Regions from separate parts of the Homo sapiens genome. Here region 2 is linked to region 1. A link is a loop called in an ENCODE intact Hi-C map of the cell type or tissue named here. Cell type or tissue: PC-3. All regions are shown on one strand. Links, peaks and the distances in the headings refer to the core of each region. The heading gives the core; the rest is flanking DNA. Region 1 has its middle 32 kb from the start of LINC01986. Region 2 overlaps CHL1 (cell adhesion molecule L1 like).

Region 1 (8,898 bases), core at 415-8,414:
TGCTCTGACACCCAGGCTGGAGTGCAGTGATGTGATAGAACTTCTGGGTCTCCCAAGAGGCTAGGATTACAGGCACTTCCACCACCATGCCCCACTCACATCTCAGTGTCTATATCCTGGGGCTACGACCTTCATGATCTAGCTTTTATCCCCCTACTTCTCCCTATTCCCTTCCCTGGCTGCAGCATCCTCGGTGTATTTCCTTGAAACCTTGATTGCTGTTGACTTGTTTTCCCTTCTTAGGTGAGACCAGGAGGCTAAAGGGAGCTTCAGTGGGAGGAATGCCTCTACTGTGATAAACTCTTAGCAGAGTCTTTCTTTTGGAGTATCAGCCTTTATTAAGGAGAAGACTGAGCTATTTCACAATGATTAATCTTCTCTTCCACCTGCCAGAGCCATGAAAAAACATCTTTTCAGATGTTTACTGTGAGAACCTGGTGGGGTTCCTAAATATAAAGCCCTTTAAAGTGTGGGAGACCCTTGGGAGGCCGAGGCGGGCGGATCACGAGGTCAGGAGATGGAGACCATCCCGGCTAAGACGGTGAAACCCCGTCTCTACTAAAAACACAAAAAATTAGCCGGGCGCGGTGGCGGGCGCCTGTAGTCCCAGCTACTCGGGAGGCTGAGGCAGGAGAATGGCGGGAACCCGGGGGGCGGAGCTTGCAGTGAGCCAAGATGGCGCCACCGCACTCCAGCCTGGGCGACAGGGCCAGACTCCGTCTCAAAAAAAAAAAAAAAAAAAAAAAAGTGTGGGAGACCCCTACCCCTAAATATCCAGCTCCTAATAGTTTCTCACTCTCACAGTAATTCATACACAGCCCACAGCAATTCATTACAATTACCAAATGAATGTTCCTATCAGTGTATGGCACCAGCTTGTTCTCTTCCAGGTAAGTAGATCTCAGGTATGTCTCTCTGGATGCACCCGATGAGTCCAAGAAAAGTTACTGATTTTCAGTTGGTTCAACTGTTTCTTGTCATAGGCCAAGTATGACGTCCAAATTCTTTATATGTCAGAGCTGAACGAGACTCCTAAGGCTTTTTTTTTTTTTTTAACTTTTTTCTTTTCTTTTTTGATGTTTAGAAGATATGGCAGTATTCCAGTACGTGTTAAGAGTATCCTGGATGGGAGGATGGCAACCACTAAAGCCAGTCTCTAGTCTTTTCAATTCCACCAAGTTCTTCGAAGAATGAAATGACTTCTTCCGGCAATCACAGCCTTGCCGAAAATCTGTGCTCCTCGAGCATAAATGCTAGTTGAAGCTAACAGGGACAGAGTTGATTAATGAACTAAAGGTACACTGCTGCTCCTGTTAATACATGCAAAGTTTACATGTTCCCAACATCAATGGGCTTTTGCATAACTGTGATATCTTCTCTGAGCTAATAATCTAGGTTGAGGTACTTGAGGGGTTCAGAGTATACCACCCTGAAATAGACTACTCTGGCATAAGAATTGTTTTGAGCTAAAGGCAACTGAGGGAAAAACAGACACAGGACACACTCTCTGTCCTTCCTTTCTCTACCAGGAAGACTAGAACAATTCTTAATCACCTGAGACAATGCTAGACTCTTATCAGCCCAGAGATGGCACCAGAGGAACCTACATAACTTTACTAAAAGAAATTGTATCTTCTATTAGTTTCAGCCTCTATATATAGCCCTCCACAAGTTATAGCCCTTGGAAGGCTAACAGTCTTTTGTCTTATGTCTTGCCACTTTTCTACACATTTATTATTATTTGCTAAGGTACTATATATGCACAAGTTCTTTTTTTTTATTTTTTATTTTTCCTGAGATAAGATCTTGCTCTGTCACCCAGGCTGCAATGCAGTGATGTGATCATAGTTTACTGCAGCCTCCAACTCCTGGCCCAAGGGATCCTCTAGCCTTAGCCTCCCAAGTAGCTAGGACTACAGGTGCACTCCACCAAACCTAGCTAATTTTGTACTTTTTGTAGAGATGTGATCTTGCTATGCTGCCCAGTCTGGTATGCTCAAGTTTAATCACCCCTTTGAGTCACTTGTCACTGAGGTTTCTCCCAAGTGATGTGCACTGCACACATTAATAAACTCTTTGTTTTTCTCATATTAATCTATCTTTTGTGAGTTTAGTTTACAATGAACATAAGATAGTGTCTTATTCTATTCGGGCTTTTATAACAAATTACCATAGACTCAATATTTATTTCTCGCAATTCTGGAGGCTGAAAGTCTTAGATCAGAGTGCCAGCATAGTTAGGATCTGGTAAGAGTCCTCTTCCAGTTTGCACAGTTGACATCTCCTTGTATCCTCACATAATGTAAAAAGGGCAAGCTAGCTCTCCAGCCTCCTCTTCTAAGGGCACTAGTCCCATTTATGACAGTTCCACTCTCATGACCTAATTACTTCCCAAAGGTGACACTTCTAAACACCATTACATTGGGATTCGAATTTCAACATGAATTTTTGGGGAACACAAACATTCAGTCCCTTGCAGATGGGTAAAGGGAAAAGATTTTTCCTCCCTTACATACTCCATTTGTTATCTATTCTGAGGCTTGAGAATTTCCTACAAAATGGATATGTTTAGATAGAGAAAGAGAAATTTTGCTAAATGATGCCTGTAAAGCTTAGCAGTTAGAAGTTTATGTATCTAAAATCCTAATAAGCCTATGTTGGATGATACCTTATAAATCCTCCTTTCTTTCATTGTGAGGGAAGGAGCTGAGTCTTAGAGAGGCTGAGCCACATGTTCAAGAGTTTAATGAGTAGTGGGGTCAGTAGAAGCCATGTCTTTCTAACTCTAAAGATAATGGCAGCCTGTGTAAGACAGAGACTCTTAGGTTTTGTGTTGTCTCCTCTCTATGCTTCTTCCCTCTACTTCAAGACCTCTCCTACCAAAGCCTGTCTAAAGCCATGAATAGATGGAGCTTTTTCTATTGCTGCTGCAACAAATTACCACAAATTTAGTGTCAAGTAATACATATTTTATGTTATAGTTCTGGAGGTCAGAGTCCAAAATAGATTACTAGGCTAAAAAGAAAGTATCTGTAGGGCTGCAGTCCTTCTGGAGGCTGTAAGGAAGAAACCATTCTGTGGCTTTTTCTAGCTTTTAGAGGTCATCCACATTCCTTGGCTCATGGCTCCCTTCCTCCATCATCAAAACCAACAAGGTTTGGCTGAATACTTTTGAGGCTGCCGTCTTTCCAATTCTCTTGCTTCTGTCTCCTCCTGCACTTTTGAGGAGATGACATTAGGTCCACCTTGAAAGTCCAGGATAATCTTCCTATTTTAATGTCAGCTGGGTAGCACATTTAACTGTCCTTTGCTATACAACCTAACATATTCACTGTTTCTGGGGATTAGCTATGGACATCTTTGGGAGACCATTATTCTGCCTGCACCAGAGACAGAGAGAGAGAGAGAGAGAGAGAGAGACAGAGAGAGAAATTCCTCTCACAGCATATGGTTGGGAAGTTGATATATTAATGTATAAGTGAGGAGATAAAAACAAGACTGCTGGTAAATAAGACAGTATAGGACAATTAATTGATGAGATTCAGGTTATAGCCATTGGAATAGAGAGAAGGCACAGATCTAAGTGCACTGGATATATCCAAGAAAGTTACATCTATCTGGGTAATGAAGACTGCATAGCTATTGGATGAGGCAGGAAGGGACCCCAGTGAAGTGAGGAGCAGAGTTAGGAAAGAAGGCATCATGTGTACAGCACAGGGATGGAACCGACTCTAACGAGTTAGGTCATGTTGATAACTAGCAAGAAAACTGTGGATAGGAAGGGTAAGATGAAATTCTGTTTACTCTTAAAGCTAGACAGGGAATTCTTATGAAAGGACAATTTTAAAAAATCCAAGTAAATGGTACATGAATTCTCCTTGGCTTCAGAGCACATGGACAATGATTAATTGCAGCAATATCATATGAAATCACCATTCTGTAGGTCAAAAATTGTCAAATATCTGCAATTTCTTATGATTCACCTTAAAAGAAGTGTAGAGGCTCAATATTACTCTAGAAACGTGGAGGGAGATTCAATGATCAGAAAGTTGTCCTTTAAAATCACCACAAGAGGGTGGTAAAGAATTATGCTTTATATCGCACACCTGCAGAATATTGGTCTTTCCACACACAAAAATAATTATTTAAATGTATGTAAGATGGAGCTTTGGAGATGTTTTTCTTTCTAATTTGTTGTTGTTAATCATACTTAAAATAGCGTGATTTGGCATCCACAAAGTATATTGGCTGCTAGCTGGACGTCTTCAATGCAGAGAACACCAATTACATGCACATATCTCCATCTTCCATATGTGTATGAATGCGCTTAAAATGCAACAGATTCATACATAAATTATAAGCACCTCATCACTGTCAAACTTCTAATCTATGATGATGAATTAAATAGAATTTTAAATGGAGAAATCTATATTTTAAATTCATTTCCCTATCTTGTTTATAAAATGAAATATTGAAATGAAGTTAGGGGAGTGGTCCTGTGGTTCATGTTCAAATGTTAGTCAAGCTCCGGCTGTTTACCGTTCTCAGTGACCTTGATTAAATTGCTCAACTCAGCTGGGAACTGAATTGTGTATTTAGAGGATTAAGCAGTGCTGCCCGACATTTTAGAGTTAGACACACCTACTATAACTTGCTTTGGCATTAACGCTGGGCTTCTCTTGAATTAAAATGGCAATCTCCATTCTGCAAGGGAAGGTCTCAGGGACTTGAAGATATGTTTACTCTATCCAATAACACGGGTATTGATTTCTGATTTCTTTTTTCATTTCCCTTCTTTATAACTTAAAATTCCCAACATTTTAGTAGAGACGTATTTAATCTGTAGTGTTTGATTATTATATGTGCACCTGTGCCTGCAAGTGTATCTGTATGTGTGCCTGTGTGCATGTGTGCATGGATGTATATGAGTGTCTGCATGTCTGCCTTGTGATATGTGAGTGAATACTTACCCAATGTGTGTGCATCTCTGTGTTTTGTTGTGTGTTTTCCTATGTGCACTACATAAGTGTGTGAGGGTTGGGTGTATGAGAGTCTGTGCATGTGTGTCTGCAGGAAGTACATATGCAAGTATGGCACACGCATTGGCATACATTGATGTGCACTTGTGTACATACGCGTTTGTGTGTGGGTGTGAGATATACATTGTGGTGTGTTCATGTGTGACGTGTGTGCACAGGCATGTGCAAGAGTGTGCTGGTGTGTGTGCATGCATGTGTGTGTCCCTAATGTGCATGTGTGTGTGTCTGCATGTGTATTTGAGATTTTGGTAGGCAAGTAGGGAGATTGCAAATTGAGTGTGTGTAGGTGCATATGTGTATACATGTGCCTGTTTGTGTGTGTGTGTGTGTGTGTGTGTGTGTGTGCATAAAGATAAAGAGCTAGATACATTGTCTTTAGAACCGTATTCACAGTTGAGCGCCTTTCTCTGAGCCAGGAGAATCCAGTGTGCTCCTTGTACCCTCTCAGAGTTTAACAAGGGAAAGCTTTGAACTTTCAACTTTAGTGCCGGGGCTGCTACTCCTTTTGCCTTTCCCTCTTCCCCCATAAAACGTCTGTTTATGTATTGTGTAAGAACCCATTTTAAACCCACCAACCTCCCCTTACTTTTCACTTACTCTGCGTAAAAGCTTAGTCAAGTTTAAGAGCACTTTAAGAGCATAGGTGATTCGTCAGGGTGTGAGAACTATGATTCAGGTATTTATTTTCATCACTTCATACCTTTACTTTCTCTAGTATTTGACAGTTTGGGCTCTCGGGTAATATCATAAATGACTTTGAGTTTCTTTGGAGAAGAAAAGTGTAAAATAGACTTTGAAATGATCTTTTTATTAATGTGACCATTTCATTAGCCACGGCACATTTTTTTTAAGAATATATTTTCAGTGAATCTTTTAAAGCTCATTTTATGCCTGCCTTTATTTAAACTCGATATTCTTTGGCAAAAATGCCGGAGTAGACTTTGCAAGTCCTGTTTTCTTGGAAACAGATGATTGCTCACCTTTGAGGTTTGTCTTGAGAATGTGCTCTCTGATCTTCTTAGAGTTTAGTGCATAATCAGTTTTTCTTCTTTTTTTTCCTGGCTCAGCAAATTTTCCAAGCTAGGTTTTTCTAGTTTTGGAGTATTTGGAAAAAAGCAAGTGACTTTCTAGTCAGGGAGTCCGAAGGTCACATCCGGAGCCAACCGCATGTCAAGTTTAATCTCCTGGCCTTTACAACTATTAATATTTACTCATGATGTCTTCTGGACATCTACAAAATTTTAGTCCACACTGTACAATTAGGAAACAAATTATATACTGCTTTTTTAATCTATTTTTTTTAACAGGAGTGGCTTTGGTTTCTTTTTTAATGTATTCCTTCTTACTGTTATATAGTAGGCTTGCCATAAATTTCTATTGTTAGTCCTTGATATTTTATGAATAAAAAATTTTAAAAACTGATAGTTTCTCAGATAATGTATAGTTGAAACATGTTAATGCCGTCGATTTGCTGCATAAGAACCAGAACACCTCACCACCACATCATCCAAAATGGAGTTTATGCTTCAAAAGAAAGGGAGTAAAGCTGTTGGCTTTAAATGTATAGAGACTACATAAACATTTCTTGCAACACTTGATTTACCTACATAATGTCAAGTATTTGTTGGCATCATGAAAGACAAGATTTTGGGGGATGAGATATGACTTAACCTACAGAAGTTTCTAGAAATGCCAAGATTTTCAAATTATTATTATTACTACAAAGAAGCATAGACATTCAGGTCATTTTTAACTCATATTTAATAGACATATGAGCTATTCCTCTGAAAGAAATGCTGGAAGACTATGTTTATCAGTTGACAGTGTCAAAATTAGGGTCTAAAATGTGAATCGATCAACAGGACTCCTCAATTATCAGCTTGTTTTGTTCTTCTTGATCCATGGCTATTATCTCTGTTCTTCCAATTCCACTTCAGGATTTGTTAGTGCATATTCTCTCCCTTTTGAGATTAATCCATCCTTGATTTCATTGTCTTCTCATTCCCCTCTTATATGCTATAGCTGATCTGACAGCGTGATTTCTGTCTGCCAACTGAATTCACATGCATTTTCCAAACTCAGTTCAATTAGCTGATTTTGATCAGTTTATTGTATGCAAAATAGTCTTAGGAACTGTAGATACACAAGGACAATTCTCTTCCCCATACTTAATATGGTCATAAGCCTTTGGTTGTATACAGAAAAACTGGAAGAAGATCTTTAGGCTTCAAATTATTTCACCATAAGACTCAGCAGCTCAGTGTAGTACTCAATGAGATAATAAAAACATTTTTGATACAAAAAAAGTACCTGTTTCTTTCACTGCTCTTTGGATTGCCTACTCTTAATGTTTCATCTCCATGTTTACACAGATTAGCTGATCAAAACAGGAGTGATGACAAACTAGTAAATGTATGATTTTGTGTTTATCCAGTCATAGCTACTTCTACTGTAGGTATTACTGAGTCCACATGGGACTGTGGGCTTGTGACACATTGACTGCAGTTCTTCAAGAGCCAGGAAATTTTCTCTAACTCAAATTCACTCTTCTACTTTAAGAACAGAAAGGCCAATGATAAATTATATAAGAAGATATAACAACAAATTTGGATAGCATGTTGATTGCAAAACATTCTGAGTGAGGTTCAGTGTCGCTGATAAGGTGCAGAGAAAGTTGTGGAGAGACTCATGGCTGCTTCACTACTTCATGGGCAACTTGCCTGGCTTTTCTTCCCTTTGTTCCAGATTTACTTCAGCCTTACTCACTTTATGTCACTTCTCTTCAGCCAATTCCGTTTATTAAACAGATATTGAGCAACCATCAGATGCCAGACATAACCATATGTTCTAGACAGCAGCTAATATACTATCTGGTAAATAGTAGTAGTACACTATAAATAGTTGAGATTAACAACTGTGTGAAAAGTGAATAAACAAATGTATAGTTTTTCAAACATGGAGATATTCCCCTATTTGCCTCTCACTGATTTGGGGATATAGCTAACATTTCTGGCCCCATAGTTGGACTTTCACTGAGGGGTCATTCTTGCTGACTCTCTGGACCCTCTGTGCCTATGTAGCACTTTGGTGCCTGTCTGTTGTCTTCTTGCAATCTTCCACTTCCCTGCTCTCTTGGATCCTTGTAGCTCCTTTCCATGTAGATGGAATACCATGCCAGGATCTTCTTTGCCAAATAATTCTATGGTCTCTAAAATTATTGACTTCAGATTTAGTGCACAACAAATAAAAGCCTGAGTCACTTATTTGTTGAATCACTCATTAATTTGTTTTTTAAGAAAAATAAGCTTCTACCAAATGCTGGGCCATGCTGCAAAAAGGGAACCCACACTCAACAAAAAGCAGTTCCTACACTGGAAATGGACACAAGGACAAGAAAACTGGTAATTATCAAAAGACAGCCTGACTTGAGCACTAAAAAACTGTATTGCACGAAAACCCATCCCTAAAGTCTCCAAAACAGCCACATTGTTAGAAAAGTATCCAATGCATAATAATTTCATTGAATATTTGCCAAATAACATTTTTAGATGGACAAACATATCTATTCTATTAAGTCAATACAAAATAAATAGCATCAAACAAAGAACTGATAGTGATTGGAATGACAAGAATTAGATCAAAATTTTAAAAGTGGTATTTTAAGATGTAAATGAACTCAAACTAAGCTAGTAGCATTAATAAGATAGAAATTCTAGGAGACTTTCTTAAATAAGGAGGTAAAAATTATTTCAATTAATTCAACAGCTTTTGAAATAGTGCCTCTAAAGTGATAAAAAATGCTTGAAAAGAGTTTGCTTTCCTCAATAGTTTTTATAAAACTCTGTTGAGTGGGTAGTGC
Region 2 (8,898 bases), core at 316-8,315, 330 kb after region 1:
CAGCTGAAAGGCTGTTGAGAATCTGTGGGGCTTCGGGGTTGTGATGCTAGACCCAGTGGCTGGAGTTTGTGAGTGGGGTCTTCCAATCCATGGGTTTCACAGTTCTGTGGAAAAAGCTGGGTAGCACATTCACTCACCGCCTCCCTTGGCTGGGGGGAAGGGTCTCCCCTGCCCCGTGCGGCTCTCAGGTGGACCACTGCACCACACTGTTCTTCCCTCCTCTCCGCGGATCATGCCAGCCTCCTAGTCAGTTCTTCTAAGAGAAACCTGGATACCTTGGTTGCCAGGGAAGGATTCACACACTTACTATAGTTCTTTTCCATGGGAGCCTCCGAACACAGCTGTTTCTAGTTCGCTATCTTGGTCCTGCTCCCTGCCTCCGCCTCCCCCAGCCCCCACCGCCCCACTGCCTTCATTTCTTCATCTGCTTGTCTCATTTCTGTTGCTTGCTTGGTCTATGTTGGTATTTATGTGTGAGCCGCCTCTATGCAAAGGCATTGGTCTCAGCCTTGGTTCTTGATTTATTCTCTCCCCTCCTTCCGATATATACAAAGGTTTGCAGAAAGGCAGTGTATGTATTACAACCAGTTCTCATTGAAACACGAGATTAATTATATACCTCTAAAGGCTACGCTTTGCAATACAGATCTCCAGCCTCAGGTTAGGTCTCCGCTGATCTGCCAACTGCTCAGATATGCCTAAATTCTGCCTCTTTTGTTACTACTGCCTGACTATCCGGGGTCTTCCATGTGACCTCTGGGCTACAGCCAAGAAGGGAATCAGAGACCCATGGCTGGTGGGTAATATGACATGGACATTTAGGCTTTGACCCCAGAAGCCCTAAGCAACCTTTTCATGTGACCCAGTTTTACAGTTCCTGCAGGATCCCAGAGCTGACACTGAAATGAACCTCTGGCTATCTGAGTGGACTGAGCAAGTGACACAGATGTTCTGCCAATTTCCCTAAACAAGTAACAGGGATAAAGGACAATAACCTTAGCTCAGAAGAGGCCCCAGGAGCAAGGAAGCCTGGGAGTAACTGCTGCTGGCTGGCCTTGACTGCTGCCAAGGGCATGCACGGTGATATAGCAGGGAGTAGAAGTCACAGGTATCTGCTAATTTTCTACAAAGCCATATCAGTAACCTCATACTTCTTACCTTCTGCTGAGACACCTTCTCCTTATTACTATGCAGAAGACCGGAAGCTTTAACCTAAAGGGAGGTTAAACTTCTAATCAAATATACATGGTGAACAATGAGAAGTGAAAATTCCTTCTTCTCTTCTCGCTTGTCCCCTTTCTTGTGTAGGGATGCAGTAAGTGCTGGGAACTGCCACTCTGAACCATTAGACCTACGGGGCTTCATGTTATGTTAGTACTTCCCATACATGCTTTCTCTCTTTAGGCCTCCCAATAATACTATTAGGTAGATTGAAATGCCCCCCCAGGAATTTTCTGTGGATTTCCTACCTGCAGGTGGCCATAGACCATACAGGCTATAGACCATACACTATGGTTATGAAAAATGAAATGGAGCATGGCTATGAAACCATTTTTAGAATTTATATCGTGCTTAACAAAGGTAATGGGGACTGTTCATGACTGTAGGCAAAGGGAGGGACCTAGTCCTGTGGGAGAGACCACTGTAGCATGAAAAGTGGGATATACTGATAACTAGGAGGGCGTGGGAGGAAAGGGCATTGAGAATCCAGTGGGAGGGTTTTTCCTTGGCACCAAATAGGAGCTGCTTTTTTCCCCCTCCAGAAATAGTGGCAAATTAATGAGGGAAGGGGAGAAGTTGAAGATGCAAAGATGAAGATGCAGTCATAGTGAAAGGTCTCTTTCTAACAAATTAGGAAATAAGGTAATTTGTTCAAGCAGAGAGGCAGGAGAAATGGGAGTTGGGGACATTAAAACACCAACCATGAGAAATGTGATTAGCAATAAGCCAAAAATGAATGAAATCAACTTGATTAATATTATTAGTAACACTCTCTGAGCACATACTCTGCCAGGCTGTATGCACTAATCACTTTATGTGCTTTACCTCATTTAATTCTCCTAAAGAGAAAGAAAATATTGTTATCCCCATTTTTCAGATAAGATGAATTAGGCTCAATGTTTTGTTCAAGGTTGTACAAATAATAATTGATGGAACTGAGCCGCAAACACAGGTCTCCAAAGAGAGAATCGTTTTGTCATAGTGCCTTCAGGGAAACACGGATATTACTCAGCTGAACAGGGTAAGACAACAATGGCTGCTGACATGGATTAGGGACTAGCAGACTGGATACCGCAGATGAAGGAGTCGAGTGGTTTTAGTGGATAGATTTCTCAGGCAAGGTAATTAAGCAGATGAAGGCAAACAGAGGAAAAGATTGGGGCACGAAGATGTGAAGAGGTTTTTAGCTTCTTCTAAGAGTTCAAGTGTTATGAGAGTAGAAATGATACAACTTTTTAAAGCAGAATCCCAGCTGACCTATGATGGGAACATAATGTGAGGGAGGAATAAGTGACTGTTTTCTTGGGCATGGGGAATTTGGAGCTGTCTGTTACTGCAGCACACCATAGTGTGACCCCGTGTGTGATTTTCTGTGTGACCCTATGTGTGACAACTATTTGTGATTTTGACATGTGACAGAATTATCCAGGCTTCATGTTCAAATGCAATGGCCCTTGCCCCATCTCCAAATGTACTGATTTGGAACCTGGACTGAGGCTGGAACACGACATTTTTAATAAGTTCTTTAGGTATACCATACCTACCACATTTCGAGGACTAGTGAGGCACCCAACGTTGATTAATTGGAGGCACCTAAGATACATTTGTGAGACTGGAAACAAGGCATAGTGCAACCATGACTTGCCAAAAAAATTGGTAGCTTTCTTCTCTGGCCTGAAACACCCCGTGCCAGGGTATAAATCTTGGCAAGATTTCAGCTACTATGGGCCCTCGTGCAGGGCACAGAAGTCCTATTTCAAGAGGTTATTAAAGTATATTCTTTCATCTAAGAAGGTACATTTTTCAAAAATTGTCAGGATATGCAGTATTCTAATATTGTATCAAATGGACACCTGAGTAACATGACCTGACATGTTAATTCATGTCAAAGTTTTATTATGTCTAGAATTATGGTGAGATTCTTGATTAACAATTCAAGGTAATATTGGTTGGCAAATCTTTCTATTATTGGTGTAGGAATAAGGGCTGATTCTGTCTATAATCAAAATAACTATGTTTCATTACACTGCAATTTAAAGTAGGTTTATATAATTCAAAATTCTCAGCATTTTATATGAAATGTACATAAAAATATTAATTATGTGAGCCTCCTTTCCTCCTCACAAGGATGACACTATTTAAGTTATTTCAACAAAATGCTAATTATTATGAATACATTTTAAATTTTACGGAACTTGAAAAATACTTTAATAGTTATCTCAACAATGGTACGGGGTAAAAGGTGAAGTTTATAAAGAAGCAGTTTTCTCATAGTAAACCTGATCACAAATTGGTAAAAACAAATGATAAAAAGTGAGGTGAAATGATTTGCAAAAAGAAGTACTACACTGCCATCTTCTGTTCAAATAAGTCATATGCTTCAATTGCTATCTGATCTTAATGTGCATTGTACTTGGGAGTGGAGGGGCGGAGAAAAGAGAAACTTGTGAAAAACTGAGATTATCCGACTCCTTCTCAGGTATTCTGGTTCTGTGGAATGGAGATGGAATTCAGGAATCTGCCTTTGTAGGAAGCACTCCAATCGAGCCTATATAGGTGATTCCCTAAACATACCTTAAGAATTACTCAAATATATCTTGGCCATTGTGAGGTATGATGCACTCTTTAAACATGCCAGGCAACATACAGTTCCATCACTGACCCATGCAAACAGATGGTTAGATTTCATAATTTTTAATGTGATTTTGTTTATGGCTATGTAGACAGTTGTGTATGCTAGAATAATTCTTTATCTCCAGGTTTCAACTGTGGCATTCTCTAATCAAATTTGCATTGCATAAAGTCATCTTTCACTCTTAGATTGTTTTCGATAAGGAATATGCATTTTTAAAAGAATTGGGTTTCTATCATTTCTATTGTTTTCCTTCTCATCATGTACTCACTTTTTTTCTGATAGGATAATTATTGATGGAGCTAATTTGACCATATCTAATGTAACTTTAGAGGACCAAGGTATTTACTGCTGTTCAGCTCATACTGCTCTAGACAGTGCTGCCGATATAACTCAAGTAACTGTTCTTGGTAAGTGCACTAACTAATGAGAAATCTGTTCATTTCTTCATTTCTGATTAAATCCCATCGTTCCTGGCCAATAAAGCTAATGATTCTTTGAGCCCCTGCACATATATTGTTAGTTTCAAATTTTTGTTTAAAAAGCAACACAACTTCAAATCCTTTCTCCTTTTTTCATATAAAAGAAATTAATTAATGCTTAATTTTTTTTCCCTACATGTGTTAATTTGCCAATAGCAGTGGGAGGTAAGTGATGCTATCCGCAGAAAGAAAAATAAAGCACGCTTGAGTTCCTAGCACTCTTGAGCTACTCTTTCCTGGTGTACAAAGAAATGGGGCTGAGGAATGGAGGTGGGCTAGACTGGAGGATCTCGATAGGGGTCAAGAGGTGGATGCACGGTGGTCATCTCTAAACCAAAGGCACAGACTGAGTTCCCAGGGTTCCAGGAAGGATGGAGAGGAACTTCCAGCATTCTACAAAGGAATGTCTTTGATTTTTGTCGTTGTTGTTGTTGATGAAAGTACTAATCAGGAAACAGTGTGCACACTTCACTAGTATAATCAATGCAATTACTCCTGAAATCACCAATGTTTAAAGCTCTTAGACCATCTGCTGGATGTTTTCCAAAATTTCCCTTCCAGATTCACTCTCTACCAGCTCTTTGACCTAGAAAGGTTGCTTTTAAGGACAACATCAGCAAACCACTTTCCTTCCAGCTATTATTTGGTTCAGCAAGTGGAGGGCCGTTTGGAGTGTTGTACTGATTCTCCCTACTCCATCCCTGTGGACTGGCTGTGTCCCACTGCCAAAGTCATGGCTTCTGCAGACAGGGTCTCCTCACACCATTCCTTCTGATGAGGCTCTAGCAGCTGCATCCCACCACCAATATTTCAAGTCTCTCTCACACCCAACCTACTGAACATCCTGCCCACATCTTTTTAAAGACGTTTTATTAAAACATTTTGGAACTATCGTAAATTTGTGTGAGTTATTCATTGATTTTCTGCAGGGACCCTAACAGCTACAGACATTTGTTCTGTTTCGGTGGCCACCATGTAGTCTTTCTTTTAGTTTGCAGACATTCCTTAAAAGTGTTGGTTTTGCCTACCCTTCTTTATCATATGTCTACATTAATCACTGTTATCAACAGACCTTTGTGTCTTTAGCACTCCAGCTGTTGGGGCCACCTGTTAGGTTCCAAACAAGGGAGGTGGTGGTACAGACCAAGGGAGAAAGTTCAGTCTCTTCTGAGAGACTGATAAAAAAATGGGTCAACAGGCTGGATCCCTTCAAGTAAAGCAAATGGCCAACCTGTCTCGGGCGAAACAAATGGCCATCAAGGTTGGGTTCTAAAATAAAAGAACAGTTTCCACTTACAGAAGGTATGGACTTGTAGAGTTGTCGAGTCGGCTCAGTAGAATTGTACCTTTAGGCAGAATGTTTGGCCATTGGGTATTTGAGCATTTTCAGGTCTTTACAAGCAGAAAGGTTTAATCCCCTAGGATGATTTCAACAATAATTCATCAGATAAAGTAGTCGAGCTTCAGATAAACTGGAATTCATCCCAGGCCTAGTGAGTAGAGGGGTAAGTGTCAGGCTCCGTGCGCTTTGTCCCTAAGTATTTTGAGCAGTCTCAGCCACCAAAAGGACCGGGTCTCCTACTGCTTGGTGCTCCCCTTCTCAATTTCCTTACAAAATTTAAAAGTTCATTCTTGCGATTAGGCTGCCATTTTTGGAACTATTAATTTTTTTAATTCTACATAAATTTTACCTACGATTATATGTACTGGTTATATACGCAGTAATCTACCAGTGTTTACAGAATAAAAATAAAAATAAATTTTGGAGAATATTATGTTTAAAATTTACATTCTTTTATTTTTTAGACAAACTTCTGATTTACCAAAGCATCTCTCGACAATTGACAATAAAAAAATAATTATATAGACACATACGAGGTTTCTAAAAGACTATGTTTTACCCCCTGGAAAACAATTTTTTAAAGTACATACTTGACCCCCTTTAATCAAAAGTTATTTTTAAAAGCCTTGACATAAACATGCTTTCAGGATATCATTTTTTAAAAGTTTCAGTTGCAAGTTCATCAGTTCTAGCTCCATACGATTCTCAGAAGAGCCAGATTTTAATATCAGATGCAATACACAGCCTTAGTTTATTCCAGGAAGCTTCAGAAATCAGTGGACTCAGTAAATACTGAAGAGAAACCAAAGTCCTCTGAGCTCAGAGATTCTGAAACCTGTTGAAGAATTAACTTTTTATTTATGGCTTTAATGTTTGGACACAGTCATGAACCACATTTTTTAAAAAACATGTTCTCTCTTCTGAATTGGAAACGATGCTTTTTGTCAATGTAAATTTCTAACAATTAGCAAATATTCAGGAGGAGCAATGGACGGTGCTTTCCACTTGGAGAAGAAAGAGCCCATTGAAAGGCTACATTAGATAATATCTTCCTTTTCTCTTCTGCTAAAAGATAAAAGTCCTCCAATGCTTGAGAGAATTCAAACCCAATTTTCAGAGTAAATACCATTAGAAATAAGATTTCTTTTTACTGTTGCTTTATTTTCAAAGTACCAGAAATTTTCATTTTCTTTAGTACTCAAAAATTTGTGATCATTTACTTACTTAATTTTCCAGTTTCTGTCACAACATTTAACAATGCCAAATCTCCCTGTTCTGATATAAACTGCCTTCCTACTCTTTTTGAGAACTCCAGGTTAAGACGGTATCAAAGTTGCTATAATGAAAATTCATTGTTATCAATAATGATAAAAATCCAACACAGTTGCAGAAAAGAAAGCAGAGCTCATGATCTCTTTTTCTATAACCATAAGACCTAATGTTTATTGCTTTAATATAATAATTATACACATGATTGAAGTAATAATATCTTTTTCACTGATTTATTTAGTTATAAAACATTTATGTGTGAGGCACTGTGGGCAATGCAAAGCTTAATAAAATATGACCCCTATTCTTGGAGATGAATCAGGCATATAAACAAATATGTACTGGACAAACAGAAATGATTCATTTGAGATACATCATGTTTCCCAGACTTGGGTATACCTAATCCCCATCCAAGGAACTTGTTTGCAAATGCAGATTCCTGGGCCCACCTTCCTCAGTAAGCCAGAAATAGGGCCTAGGAATTTTCATTGTTATTAACTACTCCTAAAAGAATTCTGATGTCCCTGGTCAAGGATAACCCCTTGAGACTGTAATCAGAGAAGAGGGAGGTAATATGGTCCATTGGGGAGGACATGTGGAGATGCTGCATTTTACAAAGAACCCCAGACCCCAGAGCCTGATGCGATTGAACACAGTGGAGACATGGGCCCAGAAAAGAAGGGTTTTTATGGAACCAAACTGGGGTCCACCAACCCAGTGCAGTAAGACCAGGTATCTATACTGAGGTTTGCAGTGGGAGAAAGGAAGACACTTATCTGCAGGGCACCAAACAAGAACTGGTCAGCTCATGCTTAAGTCCCAACCTCCCCAGTGGCTTGCAGGTGAAGGTATTTAAAAGCAGGAGTAAATTTCAGGAGAGCAAATGCTATAGGCAAAATAGTAAATTAGTACATTGAGGTTACACATTGCTTTATGCCTAAAAGGGTGAGGTATCTTGAACTGGAGTTGGGGCATGGCTTACAGGTCATAGGTGGATTCAAAGATTTTCTGATTTGCAATTGGTTAAGGAAGAGAAGCTTTGTTTAAAAATTGGGAGTCAGCCAAAAAGAATATTAGCTCTGGCTCATGGATGTGGCTCCCTTTAGGCCCTCAGGAAGAAATTTACAAAAAATGATGGTCAGAACTCAGACTTCAGTTTCCCCTTATCTGAGGTCTCCATGCCAGCAAAGTTATTTGGTGAGAGTCTGGGTTCCAGAAAAACAACTTAGAGACATATATTAAGATGTTATCTTCAGTTTCTATAGGAGAACCAAACATCCCTGTGATTCCAGCTTCCTTGGCTATTGTTTAAAGCTACTATTACCTCCGTTCTTATCAAGTTGTTTATTTACTTCTTAGGGCTAGCTAGGTGCCTGAATTACCCTTGAAACTCCACCTTTCCCTTCCATATGTGGGGTGGGGGGCGGGGGTGCTTCCCAGGTCCCTAAGAGGGTGGTACCTCCTCTGTCTCCGGGTAGCTGGCAATGTGTCTGAGGAAGGGAATCAGGTAAACAAAGGCAATTATCTACATTTTCCCTTCCTTTATTAATTAGATGTTCCGGATCCACCAGAAAACCTTCACTTGTCTGAAAGACAGAACAGGAGTGTTCGGCTGACCTGGGAAGCTGGAGCTGACCACAACAGCAATATTAGCGGTAGGAAGACTTGGGATAACTGTTTTCATTACTCTAGATAGTCAAAATTAATAGCGAAGTCACTTTTTAACCACTCTTACTGGTTTATTCTTCTTATAACATCCTTTTGAACTTTTAATATTGAGTATAAATTTTGGTATAACTTATCCATACTCCATACATTCTAATATTTTTTCCCTGTTTATACTACCAGAGTATATTGTTGAATTTGAAGGAAACAAAGAAGAGCCTGGAAGGTGGGAGGAACTGACCAGAGTCCAAGGAAAGAAAACCACAGTTATCTTACCTTTGGCTCCA

What was found. A loop is a pair of places that touch in the nucleus more often than their neighbours do. Peaks named below come from ENCODE experiments on the same cell type or tissue, not always from the same donor. Only the 100,000 strongest peaks of a DNase experiment are listed, where the experiment ranks them.
Region 2: it touches region 1 in a loop (15-fold over the local background); 12 of 110 quality-filtered maps call a loop at or near these places.

The regions. Positions count from the first base shown.
Region 1 is chr3:38,996-47,893 of GRCh38, forward strand. No RefSeq gene overlaps it. Among named protein-coding and RNA genes, the nearest start is that of LINC01986, 32 kb to the left of the region's middle. In PC-3, for the core only: a CTCF peak has its summit at 4,074 (motif pointing right); no DNase peak of the experiment used is centred there.
Region 2 is chr3:373,680-382,577 of GRCh38, forward strand. CHL1 (cell adhesion molecule L1 like) reads left to right here. Exons shown (of 28, transcript NM_006614.4): 16 at 4,139-4,263; 17 at 8,500-8,601; 18 at 8,795-8,898. It overlaps CHL1-AS1 (CHL1 antisense RNA 1), which reads right to left. Exons shown (of 3, transcript NR_110739.1): 2 at 8,888-8,898. Among named protein-coding and RNA genes, the nearest start is that of CHL1-AS1, 7.7 kb to the right of the region's middle. In PC-3, for the core only: a CTCF peak has its summit at 3,593 (motif pointing left); DNase peaks (open chromatin) are centred at 3,752 and 7,292; H3K27ac peaks cover 1,025 bases.